Regions from separate parts of the Mus musculus genome. Here region 2 is linked to region 1. The links are chromatin loops, found by intact Hi-C in ENCODE. Cell type or tissue: left cerebral cortex. All regions are shown on one strand. Links, peaks and the distances in the headings refer to the core of each region. The heading gives the core; the rest is flanking DNA.

Evidence for each region. A loop is a pair of places that touch in the nucleus more often than their neighbours do. Peaks named below come from ENCODE experiments on the same cell type or tissue, not always from the same donor. Only the 100,000 strongest peaks of a DNase experiment are listed, where the experiment ranks them.
Region 2: a loop joins it to region 1, with 3 times the contacts of the local background. A loop is called at or near these places in 21 of 42 quality-filtered maps.

Annotation. Positions count from the first base shown.
Region 1 is chr12:13,209,364-13,217,588 of GRCm38, forward strand. No RefSeq gene overlaps it. Among named protein-coding and RNA genes, the nearest start is that of Gm24208, 32 kb to the left of the region's middle. In left cerebral cortex, for the core only: a CTCF peak has its summit at 5,729 (motif pointing left); DNase peaks (open chromatin) are centred at 4,656, 5,727, 6,205 and 6,485; H3K27ac peaks cover 253 bases.
Region 2 is chr12:12,778,477-12,786,701 of GRCm38, forward strand. No RefSeq gene overlaps it. Among named protein-coding and RNA genes, the nearest start is that of Gm35104, 17 kb to the left of the region's middle. In left cerebral cortex, for the core only: a CTCF peak has its summit at 3,232 (motif pointing right); no DNase peak of the experiment used is centred there.

The DNA.
Region 1 (8,225 bases), core at 4,510-7,009:
GGCCCAAGTAGCCTAAGGAGGCGGGGGAGTGCCCAGAGGACATGGGTGTCCAAATCCCTGGATTCCTTGTCCTACCATGGTGAGTTCAGGGTAACTTCTAGAAGCCTCCGCGTGATCTAGGCTCCCCTCACAACTCCTAATCAGCCAAGGAGATAATATGTGTGAAGACGAGGCCATCTTTCCTGGTCCTGGAACAGGTTACACTTCACGCCAGTTTGAGCATGTGGCAGCATCTGTCCCACTGAGTATTATCGGGGTTCCCTTCTCTTCCAGCCTCTCAGGATCCAGAGTTCATTAACATCAATATTGTTCACATTTTACTCACAGGGAATGGCAGAAATCTATGTTCTACATGGAGTTAGGACCTTGAACTCTGTTCCTAACCTATCACTCTGGGAGTCGGCGGGGGTGGGGGTGGGGAGAAGGCTGGGTCTGGGGGCTCCCTTTGATCAGATCCATCTGAGGAGGGGCCAGTCCTGGCTATAATAAGCAGTATCCATCGCCCTGGGAATCCAGACAGGGACAGGGCAGATGAGTTCCCACCCGGTGCCCAGGGCCAGGCCAAGGTGATCAAGTCTCTCTCCAGCCAGAAGCACCATCCCTCCGGCTCCAGGGTAATAAACTGAGTGTCAGGGCTGGAGCTGTAACCCGGTTCATTTCTGGGCCAAATCTCTGAAGCTGAGGGTTTATTTTTAAGGCCTAGCAGTTTGCTGTTTCCAGCTTCTCTCATCAGAAATTGTGCGATTCAGCTCGATCTGCATTGGAAGCATAATTTATCATTGTTCACAGATGGTGGCGAAGGATGGGGAGGAGTGTGCTTTTCATTTTAGTTCAGCAAACATTTCCGGAGCCTTTCTTGTGTGCCAGGCGCAGAGTAAAAGCACTAGGGATGTGCAAATGAGTGACAGGAGTTCCTGCTCCTTGAGCGCTTACAGGCTAAGCAGGGAGCAGGAGGTGCAGCCTGATCATCGACACCAACTCTGCCTCCCTCCAGAATCTTCCTTCTGACTTTCCCTATTGAAGTCACCTTGGGAAAATGAGCTCATCTCTTTCTAAACAGAGCTTTGCCAGCTTTGTCAATCTCTGTGAAACACGAATCTCTGGTTCCATCGATTTTCTTCTGTTGTTTCCATTTTTTGTTTATTAACATTTGCTCTAATCTTTGTTGTTTCCTTCCGCCTGCATGCTTTGGGATTTATTTTTTCTCTTTATTCCCCCTAGTTCCTTAAGATGGGAATTTAACATGAGATTCTCTTTTTATCTTGAATTTAAAAAATTATGTGTATGTACGAGTGCCTGCATGTATGTATGTGTACCATGTGTGTGCCTAGTGTCCTCTGAAGCCCAAAGGGGAGTCGGATCCCCTAGAACTGGAGTTATGAGTGGGTTCTGGGAACCACGTTCAGATCCTCTGCAAGAGCAGCAGGCACTCGCTCTGAAGCCCTGAGCCGTCTCCCTAGCTCCCCTCTTTCCCATTTAATACAACGATTCACAGCTATAAATTTCCCTCTAGCCACTGCTTTAGCTTCTTCCCCTAGCTGTCTTTACCATTTCTGTTTTCACCTTTCTCAGAGCAGTTTCTAATTTCTCTCAGGATTTCATCTTTGACATGGCAGCTCCATCTCTTCCTTGTGCTTGTTTACTGCTATGATGCTCTCTGTTGTTGACTTCCAAGTTCGGTCCAGTGTGTTTGGTGCCCGTGTAGCTCAAAGTCTTTTGAGCAGACTGAGGCATGTCTATGGACTACCATATCCTGGGGAATGCTCCCTGTGTCCTAGAGGGATATGTATTCTGTTGTTGGGGCCTCTAAAGATAGAGTCTTCTCAGCCTATATTCTGCTAGTTATAATTAAGTCTTTCCAGTTCTGGTTGAAAACCAGGTATTGAAGTATCCAACTAGTATTCTTGAATTTTTACCTTGTTACTTTAAACCACAGTTTCCTTAAAGGACAATAATTATTCCTGCTTTACAGAGGGGTAAAGAATTTAAAATACACTGGGTGGTGGTACGTACCTTTAATTCTAGCACTTGGGAGGTAGTGGCAAACAGATCTGTGAGTTCAAGGCCAGCCTGGTCTACAGAACAAGTTCTAGGATAGATAGAAATAGATAGACAGACAGAAGATGGGTGGGTGGTTGGTGGATGGAGAGAGAGAGAGAGAGAGAGAGAGAGAGAGAGAGAGAGAGAGAGAGAGAGAGAGACTGTGCACGGTGAGTACTGCTGCAGTGGCTCTGGATGATTGGCAGTGCACAGTGGTGGGGAGAAAGCTTTCCATCCAGTAGCTAGCTGGTTCTGGGTTACATCAACATACTTTCAGTCTGGAAAACACAACCCCCCTAAAGGAGACAGTCACGGCTCAGCCCTGTATGACTCTACAGCCTAATTTCCAAGATGTACATATCTCCCATCTTAAAAAAAAAATCACGAAACTTACAAGCTAACATATTCTAACCTGTCATCCGAACTCTGCTAGCTGGATCATCACAGAAGGGTCACGAAACTTGCCTACTCCTCTCTCATTCCTTTCTTTTCCCTGTTTAACAAATAAATGCTTACTAGCAGCCCTGGCCGGGCCATACTCTGCCCTGGGTCCAGAGTATGCTGAAGGTCGGCCTGCTTTAAATGCCCTTCTCTCTGCAGCAAGAGGTAGTATGTCTAAGCAGGTAAATAAAATGCAGGAAGCGTATACTTTGGGAGGGGAAGGAACAAAAGGTTTAGAGCACACATAAAGACAGAGGTGACCTGCCTAGTAGGGAGGAGATCGTGAAGGAGCAGGAAGAGTGGTTCCCAACAAAGCACTACCAAAAACTGACAAGACATGCAGTCCTCAACAGCAGCTTGAGTTTCATAACCCTTCCTGCCCCTGCCAGCCCTCTTAGGTGGGAGGGGGCCCGGGGAGGAGGAGGAGGAGGAAAACAAGAGGATGTTACACTAAGTGAGTCATCCAGCCTCAAATAACCGAGAGCTGCTAAAGCAGAAAGTTCTCAGCTTGGAAGTGTGCCAGCTTCAGTGCTGCAAAAATAGCCACGATGAATTCACATATTTCTCTGGGAGTGTTGGTCCATCGTACCAGTGAAATCTCAGCCACAGCAAATTGGAACTTGGGGCCCATATGCTCAAAATCATGCTCAGATTTTGGTCAAAGGTTTTCTTGAGAAGGCTGAAAAAGCTGTGATTTTGTTTTTTTGTTTTTTGTTTGTTTGTTTGTTTGTTTGTTTGTTTTACTGAAAGTGGTCTATTCTTCCATTCTGTTGGGGTTATTACACTATGGGATATTGTTTCCTGCTCGGAGTGAAAAGTCTCGGTGTTTTTCTGTTGAAGGCCTCCATCATCTAAGCATGATAGTCTCGTCAGTTGGAAAAGGTCACAATGTAAGAATGCCTGCACACTGTAGAGGGAGAAGAGGCATTGTAGCCCAAAAGCCTCTCACTAGACCATTGGTTCCTAGCTTTCCTAATGCTGCAACCTTTTAATCCAGTTCTGCATGTTGTGGGGACCCCCAACTATAAAATCATTTCATTGCTACTTCAGAACTGTAATGGTACTACTGTTATAAATGGTAAAATAAATATCTGATATACAACTGTTGGTGGCCCACAAGTTGAGAACCACTGCTCTAGCAGCACCTTGACCCACCTGGAATAGGTATGTGACAGTTTTAGAGAGTTTAGAGCTAATTTGCTTAGTTAGTTAGTTAGTTAGTTAGTTAGTTAGTTAGTTAGTTAGTTAGTTTTTCAAGACAGGGTTTCTCTGTGTAGCCCTGACTGTCCTGGAACTCACTTTGTAGACCAGGCTAGCCTCGAACTCAGAAATCTGCCTGCCTCTGCCTCCCGTGTGCTGGGATTAAAGGCGTGCACAACCACGACCCGCTAGCTAATTTATAATGTGTAGGGGAGACAAAGAGATGAGCTGAGGTTTTCCTGGAGGGGCACAGCAGGAAAGCCCACCTTCCAGGGCTTGACAAACTCAACATCCAAGACCCTTGCGCCTCAGGCTCCTTACCTGAAAAAGGATAGCGCTGGCTCTTACATGAGTCAGAATCCAAAATATCTGGCTTCTGGGTGGCATTCCAGAGCAGACTTTTCATTCAAGGGGCTGGGTAGGATGACTCAGGGCCCTGACACTGGGTAAGATCCTGACAGTCAAGGAGGGAAGATCTCCCAGCAGGCAACAGCATAAGAATAAAGGCAGTCCTAGCACCATTACTTTCCAGCCATGTCATCTTTAAACTAGTAACTACCCTCTTGGTGATGCTTGGGAAATATGAAGGTAACCTAGCTTCTGGGTTGTTAGGACTGAACCAGAATGGGTACTTAGAATGATGCCAAGTTCACAGTATAGACCAATAAATGATACTTACTGTTTTTTACATAGGGGTTGGTGGTATGAATGGAGAGGATTTAAGGAGGAAGGTTGGGAAATAAAAGATTTAAGCGTCTTAGTTTGGATTTAATTAATAGAGGCCTATCTCACTTTCTTGGGTGGGTTTGACACAGATGATAAACTATATAACACTGAGTGTAATTTTAACTGTGCACTCAGTGGTAGAAACCAAATGAATTCTGTCACAGATTTAAATGGCCCCAGCAGAGGATGTTCTTGAGTTGGTGACTCAGTTCTGCTTCCATCACCTAAGAAGCTATTCAGTCATAGTAGAAGGTATATAGCTGGAGAGAAGCCATTCACTGATAGCAGAAGGTATATAGCTGGAGAGAAGCTATTCAGTGATAGCAGAAGGTATATAGCTGGAGAGATGGCTCCCACTTAAGAGCATTTGTTGATCTTGCAAAGGACCTGGGTTTGGTTCCAGCACCTATGTTGGCTCAAGTCATGTATAACGCCAGTTCCAGGAGATACAATATCATCTTAAGAGCTCTACAGGTACCAGGCACATAAAATATGCAAACACATCAAAGAAAGTTTAAAAAAAAAGATAGGAAGGAAGAAAGGAAGAAAAATAGAAGTTACTTGCTGAGAAGGGAGATTCTGAAAGACCATCCACGTTTTGAGTGTTCACATAAGTCCCCATGAGCTGCCATATGAAGTGACTAGGCTCATTGTCCAAGCTGTGCAAGCCCACACATCCTGCCCTTGTCCTCACCCATACCCACCCACAGGCAGGCAAGTCCACCAGGGCCATTCCACAAATTTCTAGCATGCTCTCCAGGGGCAATGGTGTAATTCCTGGGATCAGCTGCATAGGAGGCAAGAAAGCCGGTGGGTGTCAGCAATTAGTTAATGTGATACCCACCTCACTTCGTTCAGAGCTGGCCTTTCAGAGACAGGCAAAATCAAAGGAAATGACTGAGAAAAAGCACTCCAAGTTCTGGAGATGTTAATGAGCACAGCAATTAGCGTAAGCACGATCCTGACATGTATGGAAAATCTTTATACGGAGAAGTCTCCAATGGTGGGCCCAAGAGAAGGCGTGGGGTGGGGGGTAGTCCACCATACTGTGACAGGAGGAACCACCCAGGCACTAGCCATGTGGGGCCAATTCGCTAAGGAAAAAAAAAATTCCAATTCACACTTCTTGGCCTTCAAGATCTAGGTAAAAAAAAAAGCCACAGACTCTGACAAATGTAATGGGGAAATAATTCCTTGGAATCTGTGAATTTGCTTAGATGGAAAAGAGGCAAGTCAGGTAATCCTTAAGTGACCCCAAGTGGTAAAAATACACCAACACATGTGTTCAGGCCTTTGTGGGTATTCACAGCGCGACACTAGCACCACCTAGTGTACAGAACTGGGAAGTGAGCCACAAACCCACACACCCTGACTCTGGTTGTCTCCATTAGCACATAGGTTTTATTCTGCAGTGTTTTCTTGGTGCTGGGTTGTGAGCCAGTGGGAAAACGAGTAACAATTTATGGATGGACACACATTACAAGATTTGTTATTACAGTCTACAGTACTAATACCAATATTTTAAGTAAACAGTATGTAATGATACGGATATGATCCAATTTCTCCAAATTGCCTGGCTTTTAATGCCAAACAAAATATCTCAAACTGTAGTCTGAGACTGTAAGCCGGTCCTCGCTCAAGCATGTCTCAGGGTTCTTTAGCAAGCGCTTGTAAGTCTGACTGTGGCTAAGCATGCCATCTCATGAACTTTAAATGGCTTCTACAGGGCTTTCTTGCTAGCCCCCTTTACAACAATTTCCTCACAGTAAAAGATCAGAATCAGTTCCCACCAGTCCAGTACCACTTTGTCTAAACACAGAATTTCCCTTTATGTCCAGTCAGACTTTAAGCAGCTAACATCTGCGAGCAGCCAGGGAATCACAATATGTGGGGAAGGAAAAGCCAAACTCATGATGGCCATCACTACTTCAACACTCAAGTAATAGTCTCTCCTCCTCTAATCAGTTTCTATCCGAGATTCTCTACAAAACCCTGAATGCACACTCATGCACATGTGCATGCATGCATGCATAGGGATGGATCAGGCTCCACTTAAAACAGCTTGCTAGCATCACCTGGGACACCCAAGGCCTACTCCATCCAGAGCAGTCACGGCAGAGTTCCTGGAGGCAAGGTCTAGACAGACCCTGCACTTCATTTAAGGAATCTGGCTCTCATGTCCTTTGGGCCATCTTTAGGGTAAAAATTTGCCATGAGAAAAGCTCTGAGAGCTACTTCTGTGTTTCTCTCAGTGGTCCTGGGTTCTGTCCTTGAACTAACAGACTCTGATGTGAGTAGGTTAAAGAGAAGTCTGTAACTCTTATTGGGTCCTGCAGACCTCCTAGATTGCAAAATCTTTCAGATTTCTCTCAATAGTTTAACTAGAAGTGGAATATCAGAAACAAAGAAACTAAGGCTTTAAAGAATTTTAAATGAATCTAAAACAACTGAACAGAAATTGACAGCAAAATACTCAATCTTTTCCTCCCTTAAAGGAACCAACCCCCTACAGTGCCCTCTCTCCCTATAAATCCCATCCCTCCTCCCCACCCCACCCCCCAGGAACCCCCTTTAGTTCCCTCATCTCTTCCTCCCTTGAAAGACATCCTTCACAATAGCAAACTAGTATCCCTCCCTTTCCTTCCTGGACCATTGCATTTTTGTTCCAATAGTCCCTCCTCCACTCCCACGAAACCAGATCACTTCGGGACTGCTACTAGTCCTTTGGAAAATGACATTATCTAGTCAAACGATAAGATTGCTGTAAGGAAATCTACCCTGGGTTTCCTTGTGCATTTACTCTTTTTTTTAATTTATTTAATGTATCTTATCAAATGACAATGAAGCACATAATTTCTCTAAGTCAAAACAAGGCAAGGAATGTGACGAAATGGTTCTACCCATTTCCAATTGGCCAGGAACCAATTCTTTTCTTTCTTTTTAAATCTGGGGCAGACTGAGTCATTGCCACATAGTTCTACCTTGAAAAGGGAAAAAAAGAAAAAAGAAAAAAAGACCGACTTCAAGCTTAGATCTTAGTTTATATTTAGCTTATAACCCATAATATAGTGGCCGGGTGGGGGTAGGAAGGGTGGGGGTGGTGGCAGTCACAGGGAAGGAGCAGGGTACAGAGTCAAGTGGGAAGTGCCTCCTATCTGCTTCTCACTAGCACTGATCTATACTCTATAAACACACAGCAAGGTTTAAGTACAACAAGTTCTATTTTAATTCATAAAATATATTCCACAAGGCTCTTCCTGGGTTGTTAGTGTGACTGTCAATCAGCACAACCCCTTCAGAAAGTAATCTGGCACTGGCGGTCTGGTCCTGGAAAATATCCAGTGTTCAGTCTTGAATTCAGTGTTCAAGACAACATTCTGAGAAGGTACGCACTGCAGCACTGTACAAGGACAATGGAAATAATGTAAATAACAAGAAATACGGTACGAGTGCCCCTCATCTACTGAACTTTCGCAGAACGCCTGATAGGCTGCTGAATAATGCACATTCTTTTCCTTTTCATGAAGGAACCACAGCTTAGAGAAGCTGTGACCTTGCGCTCTGATATACTGAAGCATGGGCTCATGCAGATTCCACCCAGGCCACAGTGACTGAAGCTCATATGCCTCTAAGTTCCCCTCAGTGCTCATCAGCACTGCGGGAGCGTTATGACATAAATTATCAATGGATTGTTACAAGCTTATTAAGAGTGGAAATACATCCCAATTCCTCAAGCACAAAACCACTCCAGTCACTATGCAGGGGTGACCCTCAGAATCAAAGCCCGAAGCCACACCCATCGAACACTGAAGTGGAGT
Region 2 (8,225 bases), core at 2,167-4,666, 430 kb before region 1:
TCCTGTGCTTTTACAGATATCCTTCCTGCTGACTAAAGCAAGAACATTGAAGCCATCAGGAAAGAGCTTTCTTTTTTTTTTTTTTTTCCTTCTGCAAATGTTTGTACCTCTTGTGCCTGGTTGACTCTGCCACTCATCCCTTCCTGTCTCCTCTGAAATGTTGACTCATCTCTCTCTCTCTCTCTCTCTCTCTCTCTCACACACACACACACACACACACACACACACACACACACACACAGAGTCTTTAACTCCTTCCTCTGTTCTCCTTTTCTTTATCACAGAGTGTATTTACAACCCTCTCAAAATAGAACAGTCTCTAATTTCCTGTGCATGTGAGCCATTCTCCTGTCGGGTTGTCCTCAACCTCTAATGACAATCCATTCACCCGGGTCTCCAGGAACCACTCACTTAGCAAGCACAATAGAACACCTTCAGCTCTTATCTTATGGGGGTCCTACAGTGATCGACTCTTGTATGTGTTACTTGCCCTGTTGCTTGGGACAAAAAACTCTAACAAAAGGAGCTTAAGGAGGGGTTTATCTTAGCTCAAAGTCCCAAGTTACAACTGTCAGGAAGGGAAAGGCATGGTAACGTCAGCAGCCTGAGGCAGCTGGTCCTGGTGTGTTCACAGTCCAGCAGCAGAGGGACCACATCCTAGTTGCATGATGGACCCCCCCCTTTCCAATTAATCTAATCTAGATAATTCCTCTCAGACATACCCCCAAAATTTGTTTCCATGGTAATTTCAAATCCCAGCAAGTTAAAAAGTAAGATTAACCACTCTTTTTTTTTAGCTTTTTGAAGCCATGTCCTCTGGGTCCTTCTGCTTATCCTTTCAGATAGAGATGCCGCTCTCAGTTTTGAGTCAGACCACTGTCTTATTACTCCGGAAGCTCCCTCAAGAGCGGCCTATTCAGTCAGGATCACTAACCTTCATCTCTGCCTGTCACCTTAGGATGTCGGCTGCCTAGGAAGCAGCTCCCAGTCATGAGGCCACTGTCAACCTTCATGGCCCAGTTAAAAGTCATCCTCCTGATGGGCTATGTTTTCTGAGTGAGATGGAAACTCTATCCAAGGAAGGACTCTGAAAAATTGTCTTTGACTCTGTATCCCCCACACGTTATGCCTAAACTAAAACTGAATAGCACCATCCTCCTTCCTACGCATGCCTAGAAGGCTTAGCCACCTCTCTCCTTCTTGTCCCACTGCCATGACTTAAGTCCCTCTTCTCTTATTTACTATCCCTGAAACTCTTCTTGACTGATCCCTGCTTCCAGTGTCTTCTACCCTGTTCCACTGTACAACAGGCTGCCTTTCTCCTGTTATAAGTCTTTTGAAGATTTCCCTTCAGTTCTGAGTCAAGTCCAACCTGCCAACCCTTGCACAGAAGCCTGTGACCTGTGACCTGGCCACACCTGAAGATGCAGCCTCACTTCTCTCTGCCCAGATGTCTTGCTCCTCATCCCTGAGCTGCTTCAGGACACAGACCCTGGTACCTGTCACCATCTCAGCAGAGAAGGTCCTCTCATGACATAACTCATCATCTTCTGCTCATCCCACTGGCCTAGAAGAATTACTCTTAACCTTAAAAAAACTAGTGCATGTCACATACATATCATTGAGTTCAGACAGGTTCAGAACAAAATGAAAAGCTATTTCCTCTCTGCCCAATCGAACCTCAAAACTGTCAGCAGAACAAAGGCGATCAAGATCACCCCACCTACTACCACATCTTACAGATTTATGAGTGAACAAGCAAACACCGTGACTCAGGAGGGGCTGTCTCAAAGTCCATCTTGTTGGTGACAGTGAAATTAGAACCAGGGTCCCCAGGCTTTCAGTTTAGAGACTTTTCATTACCTCCAATGTCAGATTTTCCAAAGGAGCCTCAATTTAAATCACAGCAGAATTAAAACAAAGAAAGCAGCAACTGAGCCACAAAAGAAAGCTAAAATAAATCAGTAAATAACCCCAAAGAGAAGTATAATAAGCAAAACAAAAATAGAGAAACTCACGACCTTGGGGCTTCATTCCGAATTCCCATGAGCTGCAAATGAAAAGTCCTTAAATAAAGACCTACTTTCCACTGAGTTGAGCTTTAAAATAAAAGAAAATCTGTCACTGTCTTCCTTTGTTTTCCATCTATTTATTTATTCATTCATTCACCAAGCGTGTTCTAAACACTTGCACTGTGCCAGATTTCAGTAGACACTGAGGACGTTGACACAGTCACTGCCTGGGGAAACTGAGCTTGACCCGTACCTGCAGAGCTGAGACACAACACAAAATATAGGAGGGTCTAGCTATGTGCTCTGAGGATGGGGACGGGGACAGGAGGGGACACAAAAGTAACTGAGATGTGTCTACAGATGTGTCTACTATCTATTGTCTCTCATCAGATATAAGCAGGAGAGAGAAGATTGGGAAAGGTGAGGGAGGCAACTGGAAACATTTGCACCCTAGATGAGCACTGCTTTCCTCCCACCCAGTTCTGTGACTACGGAGTCAAGCTATCCACAAGGGAGATGCTGTACAGTGGAAAGGCAAAGGTGGAGGAGCCATGATAAGGCCAACTTTCCCCCTGGTCACTCACCCACTTCCAGGCTCAAGGCGTTTCAACCCAAGCTCCCACTGAGGAAACAAGGCCATCTACTCCGAATGACAGAGTAGATGCCACTCACAGGCATCTCCTATCCAGACCGTGTCAGCACTGGGGAGGCAGCTGTCCCTGACACAACAACTCTGTTGCACATGCTAGGCATATGAAGAAAACTCGGGATGGTGGGGAGGATTTACATCACCCAGTAGAAGCTGTCCGTGGATTCAAACACTTCTAAGGAGGATTAAAAGAATGACAAAGGCATATGACCGAAAATGTCTTAAGACATTTATAAACAGGGCTCAAATTTTCATTTTTCTGGTTTTTTTTTTTCCTTTTTCAACAAGAGTTTCAACTTCAGAGCCAGACACTCCAGTGCAATTTTTGTGAATTTTGTTGTTTTAAATCTACTCAATGTTTGTTGCCTGTTTGACCTTGGAAGGTATCCTGTGATTAGCCGGGCGTGGTGATGCTCACCTCTATTCCCTGAACTCAAGAGGCTGAGGGAGAATTTCAGGTCTAACCAATATGAAATTTGTTGGAGATTTTACTAGATATTTTTTAATTAATCAGTTAATGTAATGTGTACAAGTGTTTTTGTCTGCATGTATCTGTGTACCATGTGCGCACCTGATACCCTCAAAGGCCAGAAGAGGGCATCAGATCTCCTAGGATTAAAGTTGCAGATGGGTGTGCGCCAGCATGTAGGTACTGGAAATTGAACCCTGGTTCTCTGAAAGAGGGGCCAATGCTCTTAAATACTGAGCTATCTTTCCAGCCCCTGAAACATGCTTTAGTAGAGACATTAAGCGCAAGGATTAGGAGGAAGAGAGACACTCAGAAAGAACATAAGTCATGACCAAGTGTGACTGCAGGCTTCTCAAGGGAAAACTGCAGTGAATTATTTTAGCATTATTCATATACATTTTGGAAGCATCTTCTCCTTTCTCTCTCTTTTGATTGGTGAGACAGACAGACTATTCAGTGGGTCTGGAGAGGCCTTGAACAGGACAAAGTAAAACCAGGAGCCACTAGGTTGCACAAGCAGTTTTAATATGTACCTGTATCCAGGGTTTCTGGTGAGATTCCTAGGAAACTCCAGACTTAACAGCTGGGTCAGGAGAAAGCCCTTAAGCGATTGTTAATTGCACTGAAACTCTACCTTCTCTATGGAAAGAGGCTTAAATTAGTCTCCAAGATGAAGGGTTCCTTTTCCTTCTCATGGTCCTCCAAGTGTCTTTGTGTTTCTATCCTGTCTTAGAGAAAGACACCCCCACCCCATCCCACCCCAGAGTAGGGATGCTATGACTTACTTTAGAGAAGAGATGGAGAATTCTGCAAGCAAGGCGAGTGGGGATCAGAAAGTCTTCCTGCTTCTCTAATTTCCTCACATGCTAAGGTGACGTATGTGTTTTGGGGTAGCATGTTCTGAACCCCACCACTATTGTCTGAAATGAAGAATATGGAGGAAAACTTCCAGAGTTTGAATTATCTCTTAATTCTCTTATGACCTTTGCAAGTTTCTTTGTTGTGTCCCTGTTCCCTCTAGAGTAAAATGTAGGTAGTGCCCTCCAAGAATTAGTAGGAATGCTGAGGTGACGTGTCGACACAGAGCCTGGTGCACAGTAGGCTCTTCTGTGTTAGCTGCAGGCACTGTTGATGGCTCCTGACACCCATTGCCTCATCCAAGCCAGGTGCTGCGGTGCCAGCTAGGATCTAGAGATGAGCTGAAGGTGCCCCAGGGTCTCTCCGTGGTCCAGTAGACAAGATGGTGCTGATACAGATAATCACATGCTGTGACAGGCTCCTAGGAACAAGGAAACCCAGTCCCACCAACAATATCTCAGAGCAGGTGACTTCTGAGGAAACTTTGAGAGTAAACCGGTCCAAGCAGGTATAAAGGTGAAAGGGCAATCAGTCTCCAGTGCGGAGCAGAGGAGAGACAGGGAGAAGAGTGGGACACTTTGGAGCTGCCAATGGCTCCAAGGCTGCAGAGGGGAATAAGGCCTGAGCCTGAATCAGCTCAGGAAATCTGGACTTGAGCTTTATCCTGAGAGTGCAGACTGACACTTCGGTGATTTCAAACTCACCGCCAGATCTGAGAACTTGGATTCATTCCCAAGAGCAGAGTGTTCTCGAGGGTCCTTGAGTCCCTCTGAAGCCATTTGATTCTCCCCAGATTGTAAATTCCCTGGGAGATAAATTTTAAATTTGCTGTTGTGGCTCCCCTGGGACATCACAAAGAGGGGTCGGGTGGCAAGAGAGAGCATCAAGGTAAGCGCACCAGAGAAGCCACAAGCCCTTCCTCACTTGGGCTACGTGCAATGCTCAGGGGGAAAAGAGCTCACAAAATACAAATGATATTTCAAACGTTGGTGTCATGTGCCTTTAATCCCAGCAGAGGCAGGGAGATCTCTGTGAGTTCAAATGCAGCCTGGTCTAGAGTGAATTATAAGGTAGCCAGGGTGACACAGAAAAAAAAAATCTCGAAACACACACACACACACACTTATGTGGGAGAAGTAGGTGCTGTATCAACCACACACATAAAGGATCCTAAGCCTCTTGGTCCAGCACTTTTGTGTGCCTTACCCTGTCTCATTAACCCACTCTCATTCTCGGGAGAGCCTTTCTCTTTCCCAGTAAACTATCTCTATTTGTGTTGTTGCATGTTCCTGTATAACTCTTTGACCTGGGAGACTGGAGTCTTCAGATTTCAGTGGGTGCTTTCCAAACTCTGATCCACATTGAGAACAGCAGGACACGATGCTTAAGACAATCCTTTTCTTCTCTTCTCCATCTCAAAGGCCTTGTCGCCTGGCAACCTCTCAGCTTAGTGGTCTCTCACAAATAGGTCCCAGAAAGCACGATTTAACAAAACATATCAGCTTTGTATCTCTCGATTCTACATGTTCACATGAAAACAATTTTTTTAAGTGCAGGTGATGTCAAGGCTACACCTAATCAGTGAAAGGGGCCTAGTCTTCCTAAATCAAAGCCAAACTAGATTCTAAATGATTGGCGACCTGGATGCCCCTTTGAGCAAGGCACACTGGGATGCTACAAGGTAAAGAGCCCAGGCAACAACCCAGAGAGGATGCTTCCAGCCCTGGCTCCTAAGCCCGATAAAATTAACCAAAAGATGATCTCCATGGCAACAAGAAATTTGTTTCCTAAAAAAGGTTAGAAAGAATGCTTTAGGAAGAAACTCCATGACAGAATATTCTCAGATTACACATAAATGCCATCCGTGCCAATAAAATGAAGGGCCAGGCGGCTCAATTATCTGGATAATTGAGGCCTGAACCAGTGATTTGTAAGAGAATAGAAGGCTTTAATCCTGAAGAATGCAATGTGGCAGGTATGGGCCCCAATTCAGGGAAACTCCCGCCCACCCCTGCCCACAGCTCCTCTAGAATCTCTGGCCCTGGGGGCTTACAAGGATTGCCAGGAAATCTTGGCAGGAGGGAAGCTGCCGGAGGAAGCAACCCTCGGGAGGCCTTGAATATTGGGGGGTGGGGAGGGGGTTGGTGGTGGATAACAGACCAACAAGACCTCCCTCACCCTAAAGGTAAGACCTTCCTTCCTCCTCCCTCACTTTCTACCTTTGTTCCAGCACTTCTTGGAGGCTTAAAAGTGGGTTGGCAAACTGAAACCCAATTTGTGGGGCAAAAGCAGAGGGGCTCTGAACGGATGGGCCGGCTGAGCCTGAAGTGTCCCTGCCTCTGATCCTCACCTGTTGACAGTGAAGGGCCAACACCTCCTGCAGAGGAAACAAAGCCTGATGCCCCCGGCTTTAAAACGGTGGCTTGCTCAGAGCAAGAGGTCTAGCAAGATTTTTAAAGATGGTAGCTGTGTTTAACGACAGTGAAAAGGCAGTGAATATAGGCTGTCTAGTTGGCTTAGCGCTTCCCATTAAGCATAATGACTTGAGTGTCATCCCAAGGACCCACATAATGGACAGAAGAAAGAGACTTCTCTATGTTCTCTGATCTTCACACACTCATGGCCAAATGCTAATCCCATAAACACACGCACCCACAAAACAAGTAAATGTAATAAAAATTGTTAAGGCACAGATAATAAACATTGGGCCTGTATCCACATGTATAAAAAAAATATAATAATTCACTAAAGTATAGGAAATGTGATGCAAAACATTTATTCTATTACCCAAAGCATTTAAAAAATTAATCCCAAACACTTCTAAGTACCCAAGTCAAGCATCCTCTGCCACATATATGTAATCAAAACACTTGGGAGGAGAAGGCAGGAGTGCCATGATTTCTATGCCAGTCTGAACTAAATAGCGAGTACCAAGCCAGCCCACACTACAGAGTGATAACCCTGTCGAGCAGGAGGAGGAGGTCATAAAATTAAAGCGTCTAAGTCCTATCAAAGCCAGGCAGAACTCACAGATGCAAGGGGACCACGGTGACTCCTTGGCTAAGATTACTTTCGTTGTAAGAGTCTAACAAATTCCAGATGATGGGAAGTGTCCCCTGTCTTTCGTCTTCTCTGTTACATGTTTTTTCTTTTTTTTTAAGGAAAAAAAAAAAAAAAAACAAAAAACTAATGGCAGGGGCTGCAGAAATGGCTCACTGGTTAAGAGACCCAGTTACTCTCAAGAAACCCAGAGTGTATTTCCCAGCACTCAAATTAGGTGACCTACAATCACCTCTAGCTCAGATTCAGAGAAGGCATCTTACAGCCCCTCAGGCACCTGACTTTTTTTAACCCAAAAAAGTAGTTATTTTGGGGCCCGGGCGTGGTGGCTCACGCCTTTAATCCCAGCAGAGGCAGAGGCAGGAGGATTTCTGAGTTCGAGGCCAGCCTGGTCTACAAAGTGAGTTCCAGGACAGCCAGGGCTACACAGAGAAACCCTGTCTCGAAAAAACAAAAAAGTAGTTATTTTTATGTTATGTGTATGGATGTTTTATCTGCATCTATGTCAGTATACCTACCACATGTATGATTCCTACCTACAGGAGAGGACACTGAATCTGCTCTGAGACTAGTAAGGTACCTTCCTTCCTCCTCCCTCACTCTCTACCTTTGTCCCAGCACTTCTTGGAGGCTTAAAAGTGGTTTGGCAAACTGAAACCCAATTTGTGGGGCAAAAGCAGAGGGGCTCTGAATGGATGGGCAGGGAGAATCATGAGAGTGCTGGGAATTGAACCTGGGTCCTCTGCAAGAGCAGCAAGCACTCTTTTCCACTGAGCCATGTCTCCAGTTCCTAAAAAGAAAATCTTGAAAGAAAGGGAGGGAGGAGGAAGGGAGGAAGGGAAGGAGGAAGAGAGAGAGGGAAGGAGGGAGGGAGGGAAAAAGAAGGTCAAGTTGTGATTGTCAATGATTTCCAAATGCTAAGTGCCCAGAGGACTTGGGCTGCAAACTCTCAGGGTTCTTGAGATCCTCTTAGGGCGCTTCCCTCCTGCAGAGGCTCTGCAATGCCACTGGATCAGAGCCTCCTTTTTGCTTGTTTGTTTATAAGTCGCTTTGCTTGTTATTTACAGAATGAAGTCATCTGTCAGCTAAAGACAAGGATCTCGGTGGCCCACTTAACCGTTTTAGATTGCTTATCATTGTAAAGAACTGCATCTCCAAGGGTTTCGTTTTGATGGCA